Regions from separate parts of the Mus musculus genome. Here region 1 is linked to region 2. A link is a contact called in ENCODE POLR2A ChIA-PET data. All regions are on one chromosome and are shown on one strand. The core of a region is the stretch at or near the end of the contact, and the rest is flanking DNA. Distances in the headings are between cores, read along the strand shown.

Region 1 (5,479 bases), core at 2,440-4,939, 41 kb after region 2:
TTCAAAAACAAGCGGAACAAAAGTCTCAGGGGCTAAGAGACAGAGGGGAAACGGGGAGGAGCTACAGCAGTGGGTGGGAGGAGATGGGGAGAAGAAGAAAGAAAAGAGGAGGGCGGAGAGGGAGGAGGCTGCGAGGAGGGGAAGAAGCGGAGGAAAACGAAGAGGGGCGGGGCGCGGGCCCTGACGCGGGCAGCTTCCGGGCGCGGCCCGCCCAGCCTAGGCTGGCTGCCGTCGCGTCCTTTTTCCTTGTATGGTCGGACGACGAGGCTGCCCTACTCCTGCGCCCCGCGAGCCGAACCAGACGAAGTTCCGGAAATGCCCGATCGGGGTCTGCAGATGCTCGAATTCTGGCCAAGACTCTTAAAGTGTCTGGAGACTCCCAAGTTGCCTGGTGCGGGGGGCCGGAGATTCCAAATGGAGCCTAGAATTCTCACACGTCTTTAAAGCCTCTGTCCCAAACCGGGAGGGTTCATATCTATAATCCTAAACATTCATAGGGTTGAGGCTGGAGGATTGCCAGGAGTTGCTCGGGGTTCATAAGGATACCCAGTCTTCCCTTTTTCCCTGCCCTCCCCTACAAACAAACAAAAAGTCCATAAAGGGTGAGAGGGCTCAGCAAGTAAATGCGCTTGCCACGAAGGCATAAGACCTAGTTAGATCCCGGGACCCACTTTGTGGAAGAGACCCGATTCTTGACTAACACTACACATTTACAAGTCAGGCATGGTGATCTGAGCTTGTTATCCCAGCAGGAGGTTGCTGAGAGTTCAGATAAGTTTGAGCTAGGGTCGACTTTATTTAAAAAAAAAGTTAAACTAAAAAAAGTCCTCTATCAAGTCCGCCCAAGCTGTCTGCGCAGGGTTCAGAGTCCCCTAGGGCCCCCGGCTTTGGGTGACCCCTGACCCTGGCCGCCTGGGCTCGCCTTCCCGCACATTCCGTCCTCGCCGCCCCGCCCCACCCCGCCCTCCTTCCTTGGCCCTGTGGGGACGGAAACATCCCGTTCCTGCCCGAGCTGGGTCAAGAGCCGGAGGGACAGGACCAGAGCACCCCTTACGCCAGAACTAGCTCTCCTTGTTCCTACTGGGTGACCTCATCTCGCCACGCCTCCTCAGGTGAACACCCGGGCTGGTAACGTCACTTCCTGCCAGGTAAGCGCCCCCAGGCAGCACTGCTCACGGAAAGGTCTGGAGGTCAGTTTACCCACCATCACAAGGCTGTGAGCCGCGAAAAAGACAAATTTCATCTCAGTTCACACTCAAGATTTTATTTAAAAATTCCAACCCCCCCCAAAAAATAGACTTGTACGGTAGCAATATATTAATATATTATAGCATATACTTAATACAGTATCAGTTTTAACATTACAAAAAGAAAAACGGAGTAGACGACCCAATATATATAAATACTATAAAATCTTAATACAATAAATAAAGTCGTCATAAATAAAGGGCCCACTGGTTGGGGGAGAAGGGATTTGGCAATGGCTTTGGCTATTTGCTTTAGGAGGGAAATTTGAGCACCAGGATTCTCAGGAGAGGCTTCGACCACCGGACACTGAACTTCAGGGTCTAGTAAAAATTAGGATAGTATTGTGGGAGCCGGCTCTTCACAGCACTTAAGATTCCAGGAGACCAGAGTTGCAGAGGGGCTGGTGCATACCTGTAACCCCAGAACTTGGAAAAGGCTAAGGCAGGATTATATTGAGTTCAAAGCCAGCCTGGGGTACCATAATAAGCTCCTATCTCAAAAACAACAGAAGACTTGGGGCCTGGAAGACCAACTGTCAACTGTCTCCCTCAAACATCTTAGGTACCCTAGGAACGGATCCACCCAAACACTGAATTTGCAAACTAGGGACCTGCCCCAGCCCAGCACCAGGGAAATGGGTTATTGCATCTTGGAATGTCCAGAAGATGGGACTTATTAACTTAGAGGAGTGCCCCAGGTCCCCACAGCAATGAGCAGTCCCTGCCCTCTCTTTGAGATCTAGCTGATCCATACTGGGTAGGTAGGCACTTGTCACTCAGAGACAGAGATACGATTGAAGATGGGGAGACGCCTTGGGGGTGCAGGGGTCTGGGGAGGCCCAAACACCCCTGCCTCAAAGACAGGTGAGTCTGACCCCCCCAGGCTGCTGCCGCTGCTGGCGTAGTCATCAGGATCGGATCCCAGAGAGTGGGCAGATGGGCTCCGAGCCAGGCCACCCAAGGGCCCCCAGATGGTGCTGGGGGTAGTAGACCTTCGGCAGGAGGGGCAACAGGCCTGGTTAGGGTCTCTTCGAGTCACAGGGGTCCCAGGGGCAGCAGAGAAGGCAGAAGGGGAAAGTGGAAGATCCCCAGGGGGCGGTGGGGAGCTGGAAGGCGAAAAGGAACAAGAGGACAGGGAAGGGCCAGAAAAGCCTGGAGGTGGCGGCGAGCTTCTGCGGCCTGAGGGCAAGCCGGAGAAGCTGATGCTTTGTCGCAGCACATGGGGCTGGCCAGGGAGAGCTAGGTCCTCGGTGGGGTTGTGGATGAAGTGGCATCGAGAGCCATAGGGGCAGCGGCCCTGGAGGTAGAACTTGTGGCAGAGTTCCGTTTTGTACTTGGGGTGGCGATTGGCTTGGCGAAGTTCACCCAGGCCGTGAGCAAACTGGCACTTGGCCCCGTAGCGACAACGCCCGCTTTCTGAGTAGGTCCGACAGAGCTCGGTCTTGTATCGAGAGGAGGTGGTGGGAGTTGCAGTAGGCGAAGTAGGTGAGGGTGACAGCTCAGGGCCTGGGCGGGGAGCCAAAGGTGCAAAACCAGGGGGTGGGGGTACCCAGCCACAGCTTCGGCCCTCCACCAGGCTAGTGGAGCGGCCAGTCAGGCGAGAGGTGACCCCAGACGGGATGGAGTCCGAGTTTATGTTCCAAAGTCCTCCGAGGGATTCGGTTCCTCCGTGGTCGGATGACAGGTCATGGCTCATCGACTGGAGGCTCTGAGAGGAACAGGGTTCGGTTAGGCCACCAGAAAAGGTAAGGTGACGTCGCCCCGCCCCTGTTGTAAAGCACTTCACGAGCTTGCCAGTCCGGTTTGTGGGTTCTCGGCCTGAGCCCCACCCGGCTCACACAAACTCCAGGGAGAACCTGACTACAGAGATTTGAGTGTTTCCACATGACTGAAGGTAATCCAGAAGGATCTAGGAAGCCCAGTATCCCCGATCGAGAGAGGGTTCCCCCCCAAATCAAAGCACACTGCTGCTCGCCAACTTTGGGCCTCTAGGACTCCCCCCCCCCCCATATGACCGCCCACCGGGCGCTCGTTTCACAACTTGAAGGAGCCGGCCAAAGCTGACCCAGGAGGCCAGATCTCTCTAGAACTCTTACCCTGTCAACTCCCCCCCTACCTCAACCTTAGCACCTGCTTGGCCACCAAACCGCGCCATGGGCAGCGAAGGGCACTAGACAGGTGTGATGCCGCTTCCGCCCTACGCGAGTGACAGCAGTGTGCCAGCTTTTCGTCCCAAGGGGATCGCCGGTATCTGGACCGAGGCGCTAGGCTCGCTGGCTCCCTCTCTCATTTCCAGCCAGCCAGGGCTAGTCTGAGAAGGTACGGAGGCGTCCCGGGCCTAAGTTTGGTGCGTCGGGGATCCCGGGATGCTGTCTAACAGGTACTCACCTCGTAGATGGCAGAGAGATCCATGGTGGCGCGAATGGCCTTGGTGAAGAGACCGACTGTCGGTTCGCAGAAGTCAGGCTGTGGCCCGCAGCAGGAGCTTTCTCCTTTTATGGGGCGGCCTGGGGGCGTGGCCACTAGAGCTTCCGGGACGCGCCCCCGCGGCGTAGCTCGGCCGGCCTGGTACTAGGCCCCTTCCGCCTATCTGCTGGTTAGCATGCAAAATGTGCCTGAACTTGGCCCTCCCGCAGCTCCGGCCCCTCTCGGGGGGTAGTAGGGAGGGTTGTGTACGACCAACTGGAGGTGATGGTAGCGGGGCGTCCTAGTGTTTTTCAGAGGTGGAAGGCAGTCGGGAAGAGAACTGGGGCAGAAGTGGGGGCAGGGCTCTAGGGACAATTGACAAGGGCAGAGACTGAGGGCGTGTGCGTGTGAGACAGACGGGGGCGGGGAGAGACAAGTTGGAAGAGACAGAGATGGCCAGAAGCCGAGAGAAAAACAAAGAGACAGTGAGAGACATTCACAAGTAGGATCTGCTGGTTTAGGACTGTGATTCCGGCCCCTCAGGGAGGCTGAGGCAGGAGACTGGTAGTTCAAGGCCTGGCTCCACTATACAGTGGGTTCTAGGGCAGCTTGAGTAACTTGGTGAGACCCTTTTCTTAGGAAGTAAAAAGATGCCAGATCACTGATGGCCCAAACTTTTAATTTCAGCACTTGGAAGGCAGAAGCAGACGGATTTCTATGAGTTCGAGGCTAGCCTGGTCTACAGAGTGAGTTCCAGAACAGCCAGGACTACACACAGAAACCCTGTCTTTTTTGTTTGTTTGTTGTTTTTGTTTTTCGAGACAGGGTTTCTCTGTATAGCTCTGGCTGTCCTGGAACTCACTTTGTAGACCAGGCTGGCCTTGAACTCAGAAATCCGCCTGCCTCTGCCTCCGGAGTGCTGGGATCAAAGGCGTGTGTCACCATGCTCGGCTGAGAAACCCTGTCTTGAAAAACAAAACAAAAGACAAGACAGTGGCATATGGTTGTAATCTTGGCATTTGGAGGTGGAGGAAGGGGGATCAGGCGTTCAATGTCAGACTAAGCTATTGATTGAGTTCCAGGTCCTACTTTTAAAAAAAAAAAAAAAAAAAAAGAGAAACCACGAAGGTAAGGAGGAAGTAAAACGAAGTCTCAGCGACTTGGTATGTACTCCTTAGAGCCAACCCTATTATAGAAAGAAAAAAAGATGACATTTACAAAGTGGGGAGACAGTAAGACAGGGAGAGGGGACTGGGAAACAAATCTAGGCGAGGAAGTGGGTTACAGAAAGATAGAAAGGCGAAATAAAAACTTAAACCTGAAGGCACAGAACCTGTAAGACAGTTGGTCCAGGTAGGGACCGCTCTGAGCTGTAGCTCAGCAGTGCCCTTCCAACCCCCTAGTCTAGCATGGCTGGATAGCACATTTACCCAAGCTGCAGTTTAAATTAAGAGGTTTTGCTTCCGAAAACTCAAGGTTGGAACAGCTTACGTCTTTTATTAGGGAGGAAGCTCTGCTCTATTGAAAGAATGGGCCACCTTCAACGTTGAATGGGTTTCTAGTAATGCAAGCAGTCTTAACTCAACTCTCTGGAGATCTGTAAGGTTTTTGCTTTTCAGTCGGTCTCCTTAGCCGGCTTGGAACTTGCGATCCTCCAGTCTCCACCACCCAAGTAGTGTTAGGATTACAGGCATGGCCGCCACACCCAAGTCAAAAGTGTTATTTCAAGGATATCTCCAGTGAAAAAGAGTTCTTGTGTATGGGGGTTATCATTGCCAGGAGTGTAATTACCATGCTGGGAAGTTCTCACACGGTGCGTTGCGTAT
Region 2 (4,872 bases), core at 2,156-4,655:
GCTACAGTGTGTACTCATATACATGAAATACAGACAGGGTTTCTCTGTATAGCTCTGGCTGTCCTGGAACTCACTTTGTAGACCAGGCTGGCCTTGAACTCAGAAATCCGCCTGCCTCTGCCTCCCAAGTGCTGGGATTAAAGGCATGCGCCACCACGCCCGGCTGAAATAAATCTTAAAGACTGGGAAATGAGCTGATTCTTTCAACAGCAAGCATGCTGTCTGCCTGACAGCCAACCTAGCTACAGATCCCAGGACATCAGGCTCAGGCTCCAGAAGCTGGGGCAGGCCTCACACTGCCTTCTGCTTGGCGTCCACAGCCAGCCAGCAGGTGACTCAAGCATCTGATGAAATGCCCAGTGGAAAACCTCTGCAAGGAAGGAATCAGGGACCCTGGTCTCATTACCACCAGGACTGCAAGTACCAGCAGTGACCTAAAGCCATGAGTCACTGTCAAAGGCCCAGTGCTACAGCTTGGAGCAAAGGCTGGTCCTGTCACCTTCCTGTCTGTCCTATATCACCACAGTACCTTGATTCCTGCCTGGGAGCACAGGACCAACCTCAAAGCCACATGGACAACTAAATGCCTACAGAAGAAAACAGACCATATAAGAGGGTATCAATGGAAACCCATAGCCCTAATCCTGATACCCTCCAGGTCACAGGTCCATGACAACTTCCCTTCTCTAAACTCTGCCAGAGGTGAGCATGATGATAACTGGCCTCTGATACATGCCAGTGCTGGAGCAGGTGGGATGAACATACTACTTAGTAGCAGCATGCTTGCCTAGCATGTCTGAGGCCAGAGTCAACCCCCAACCCTGTAACAAAGGAGGAGAGAGCCACTTCTGAGCAGAGACTGTTGCTTCCTTCTGTTTCCCACTAAAGAAAGGGACAGAGACTTGGAGCTTCAGGTTACTATCTGGTAGCTGAAGCCTGAAGTCAATTGTAATGATGCCAAGGTCCCCAGTTCCTTCCTCACAGGTTTTATATTGTTCACAGTGAAATCTTGGAAAGCACTGACAACTGACATAAGTTCATTCAGGGAGTTGTAGAGATAGTACACTCATGCAGAAGTTCTAGGTTCTAGTCCCAGCATCCATATGGTCGCTTCCAACCATCCTTAACTCCAGTTCTAGGGGATCCAACATCTTCTGACCTCCAACATACTGAATACATGTGCTACACAGACATACACACACACAACACACACACACAAAATAATAAATTAAAAAATAGAAATAAAGTTAAGCCGGGCGGTGGTGGCGCACGCCTTGAATCCCAGCACTCGGGAGGCAGAGGCAGGCGGATTTCTGAGTTTGAGGCCAGCCTGGTCTATACAGTGAGTTCCAGGACAGCCAGGGCTACACAGAGAAACCGTGTCTCAAAAAAAAAACAAAAAACAAAAAAACAAAAAACAAAAACAAAAAAAAAGAAAAGAAAGAAAATTAAAGTTAATTTACAGCTTCGTAACACAGCTTGGTGACAGAGTACCTGCCTAGCATTTGTGAAACTCTAGCCCAAAAACTACACAGAGAGAGAGAGAGAGAGAGAGAGACTAGACTCTCTCTAAATGCTCAATTAAATAAAGCATAGCTCAGTGGCAGAGTTCATACTTAATGTGTACAGAGCCCTGAGTTCTATCCCCATAATTAAAAGAAGGGGGAAGGGTCAGGCATGGTGGGACACATCTTTAGTCCCAGCATTTGGCAGGCAAAGGCAGGTAGATCTTTATGCGTTTGCCAGCCTGGTCTACATAGCTAGTTTTAGGCCAACTAAGGTTACACATAGTGAGATCCTATCTCAAAAAGAGAAAGAAAAAGAAGGAAAGAAAGAAAGAAAGAAAGAAAGAAAGAAAGACAGACAACCACATGATTTACCCCCTCTCTTCCGGTAAGTTCCCATTCAAATGTCACTCTGACTTATTCTGATGGCTTCAAAGTGCAGCTAGGACCCTCTACTCCCTTTTTGTGCTTGGATTTTTCACCAGAGTACTAGAAAGAGTTATCTCAGGCCACGTATCCTTAATTCACAGCTTGAGACAAGATGTGATGAGATTTCCTATTTTAGGCTGTCCGTGCTGTCATCTCAGGAATCTCATCACTTGGGAGGTAAAGGAAAAACAAAGGCAGCTCTCAGGAGGCAGAGGCAAGCAGATCTGAGTTCAAGGCCAGCCTGATCTACAGAGTGAGTTCCAGGACAGCCAGGGCTACACAGAGAAACCCTGTCTCGAAAAACCAAAAAAGAAAAAAAGAAAAGAAAACAAAACAAAACAAATAAAATCCAAAGTATACATATTTCAGATCTTGGAGGATTTTTGGATTATTTGCACATACACAATAAGGTACCTTGGAACGGGACAATACATGAAATTCATATATCTTTCATATATACTGTGCACAGTCATTTAACACAGTATTTTTAGTGCACTAGTGTTGACTTTGACCTGTCATATGTGGAATTTTCCATTCGTAGCATCGACAGAAGACTAGAAAAGTTACAAAATCATCTGGATTTTCACACTAGGATGCTGAACCTGGGAGTCTCTCATATTTACTGGCTATATTTATTCACAGTAGCAAATTCACATTCACCCATCAGTTGTCGATTTACATTTTAAAATCTGTTAGCAGGAGCCCAAGGACAAAGACTTGTACAGGCTGGCACACAGTAGGCAATACATACACACTTCTGGAACAACTGGGGATACCTAAAAACACAAACACGAAAGAATCCTAAGAGCTGGGGCTGTCCACCTAGCAGGGCCCTGAACTCAATCCTAGCATCGCAAGTGATAAAAAGTAAACCGAAAGAAACAAATCAGATGAAAGCCAACCGTGGACCTGGCGCACCCCCACCTTCTGGACGCTGCCCCTGCGCTCCACGCTGACTTGCACACTCGTCCATCTCTCCCGACAATCTGGAACCACCCTCCCCCCCAGCCGTTCCGAGTCCCCGGCTCCCCCAGGGCCCTCTCTGCCCTGCCCCTGTCCCTGTCCCCAGGCGCAACGTCTCCCCTAAGAATCCCAGGCACCGACCTCGGCCTCCTCCGCCTCGCTGCTGCGCTCGCTGTCCTCCTCCTCGGAGAAGTTGCTGTCTTCGCTGTCCGACATCTTCCGCAGCTGCAGAGGAAGACCGCGGCCTCAGGGCGTCGCGGAACCAAAAGCGCCACCCCCAAGCCTCAGTTTCCCCGCAAGGTAAACCGGGGGAGAAAATCCCCAGGCGCACTTCCGGCAGCCTGGTTCAGGCGGTCGCGAACCCGCGTTGTTCGGGCTATGGCAGCTAGCACACCCGGCCCTGGCTGCGGCCGGCACACGTCCTGAACCTCCGCCAGCCCCGACCCCCGCTCCGGCCCCTGCCTGCCGTCCCACGCCCGCTCACCGATCGCTTGCCACCTGAAGCTTCCGCGCCAGCTGCGGATCACACAACGCCTAGCTGGCCTGAGCGCTCTCTCGCGAGAACTGGCGCGTCAGTCTCACCTAACGCGAGACTTTAGGGGCCTGCTCTGAGGGCGGCCTCTTGGAGCCGCCATCTCCGGAGTGGCCAAAGTGGTTTACGCGGACTGTACGGCCGCCATCTTGAGAAGGTCGAAAAGTAATCGGCTTCTCCTAACCCAGAGCTGAATCGGGTGAACTGTTGGCTCGTCCGTCCTCTAAACTTCCCTCGGAGGTGTCAGAGGTGACGGGACAGAGATTCGGCTTCACACCGCCACCCTCGGCATTCTGAGGAGTTCCCCTAGATTTTTAGGGACCTAGACTCAGGTTAAATCCGAATTCCTGGCGATGCTCAAAACAATCTCAAAACTTGTTAGTTTAGCGCGGCACAGTATTGTGTTATTAATGATCTGGTTTGTTTGTTTGTTTGTTTGTGTGATAAGGCCTTACTTTGTAGCCTGGCTAAATCTCAGACTCACAAAGATAAGCCCATGTCTGCCTCTGCCTCCCTGGTACTGAAATTAAAGGCGTGTGCCACCATGCTTACAATGAAAGACACTTTAATACGGATTTAAGACTGAAGGCGGGAGCTGGTGAGATGGCTCAGTGGTTAAAAGCGCCTACTGCTCTTCCGAAGGTCCTGAGTTCAAATCCCAGCATCCACATGGTGACTCACAACCATCCATGACGAAATCTGATGCCCTCTTCTGGAGTATCTGAGGACAGCTACTGTGTACTTACATATAATAAATAAATAAATAAATCTTAAAAAAAAAAAGAAGAAGAGGAAGAAGAAGAAGAAGAACTGAAGGTGGACAGGCGAGCCAGGAGTTATGCACAAAACCATCACATTTATTTAATTCCGGACAGCCAAGGTTACACAGTGAAACACTGTAACCAAAACAAAACAATAAAACCTAAACTGGAGAGTTGGCTCAACCGCCAAAGAACGCTGGCTGCTGTGGAGCTGTGGTCAATTTCCAGCAGCTCACAACCCGCTTTCACTCCAGTCTCAGGGGAGCTAATGCTCGCCCTCTTCAGGCCTCGGCTGACATTGAATATCCACAGACATAAAAATTCAAGACAAGCCGGGCGGTGGTGGCGCACGCCTTTAATCCCAGCACTGGGAAGGCAGAGGCAGGCGGATTTCTGAGTTCGAGGCCAGCCTGGTCTACAGAGTGAGTTCCAGGACAGCCAGAACTGCACAGAGAAACCCTGTCTCGAACCCCCCACACACAAAAAAAAATTCAAGACAGAAAGTTAATAAAAGCAGCATGCTTGAGCAATCTAGATGGCTCATCAGATAAAGTATCTTGCTGAGAAACCTGACGATCTGAGTTCTATCCCTGGAACCTATATGATAGAAGGAAGATAGCCAAAAAGTTTTCTTCTGACCTCTGCATCCATGCTATAGTTGGAATACATGCACCCACTCATG

Evidence for each region. ChIA-PET counts read pairs that join two places held with the same protein, here RNA polymerase II (POLR2A).
Region 1: POLR2A ChIA-PET joins it to region 2 with 24 read pairs in embryonic stem cell. The contact joins the promoter of Zfp36 here to the promoter of Supt5 in region 2. POLR2A ChIA-PET finds 5 or more read pairs at or near these places in 4 of 5 experiments (Patski and embryonic stem cell).

The regions. Positions count from the first base shown.
Region 1 is chr7:28,375,539-28,381,017 of GRCm38, forward strand. It overlaps Zfp36 (zinc finger protein 36), which reads right to left and starts at 3,690. Exons shown (of 2, transcript NM_011756.4): 1 at 3,636-3,690; 2 at 1,246-2,955. The coding sequence starts at 3,659. The coding sequence ends at 2,020.
Region 2 is chr7:28,335,314-28,340,185 of GRCm38, forward strand. It overlaps Supt5 (suppressor of Ty 5, DSIF elongation factor subunit), which reads right to left and starts at 3,406. Exons shown (of 30, transcript NM_013676.1): 1 at 3,382-3,406; 2 at 3,039-3,122. The coding sequence starts at 3,113.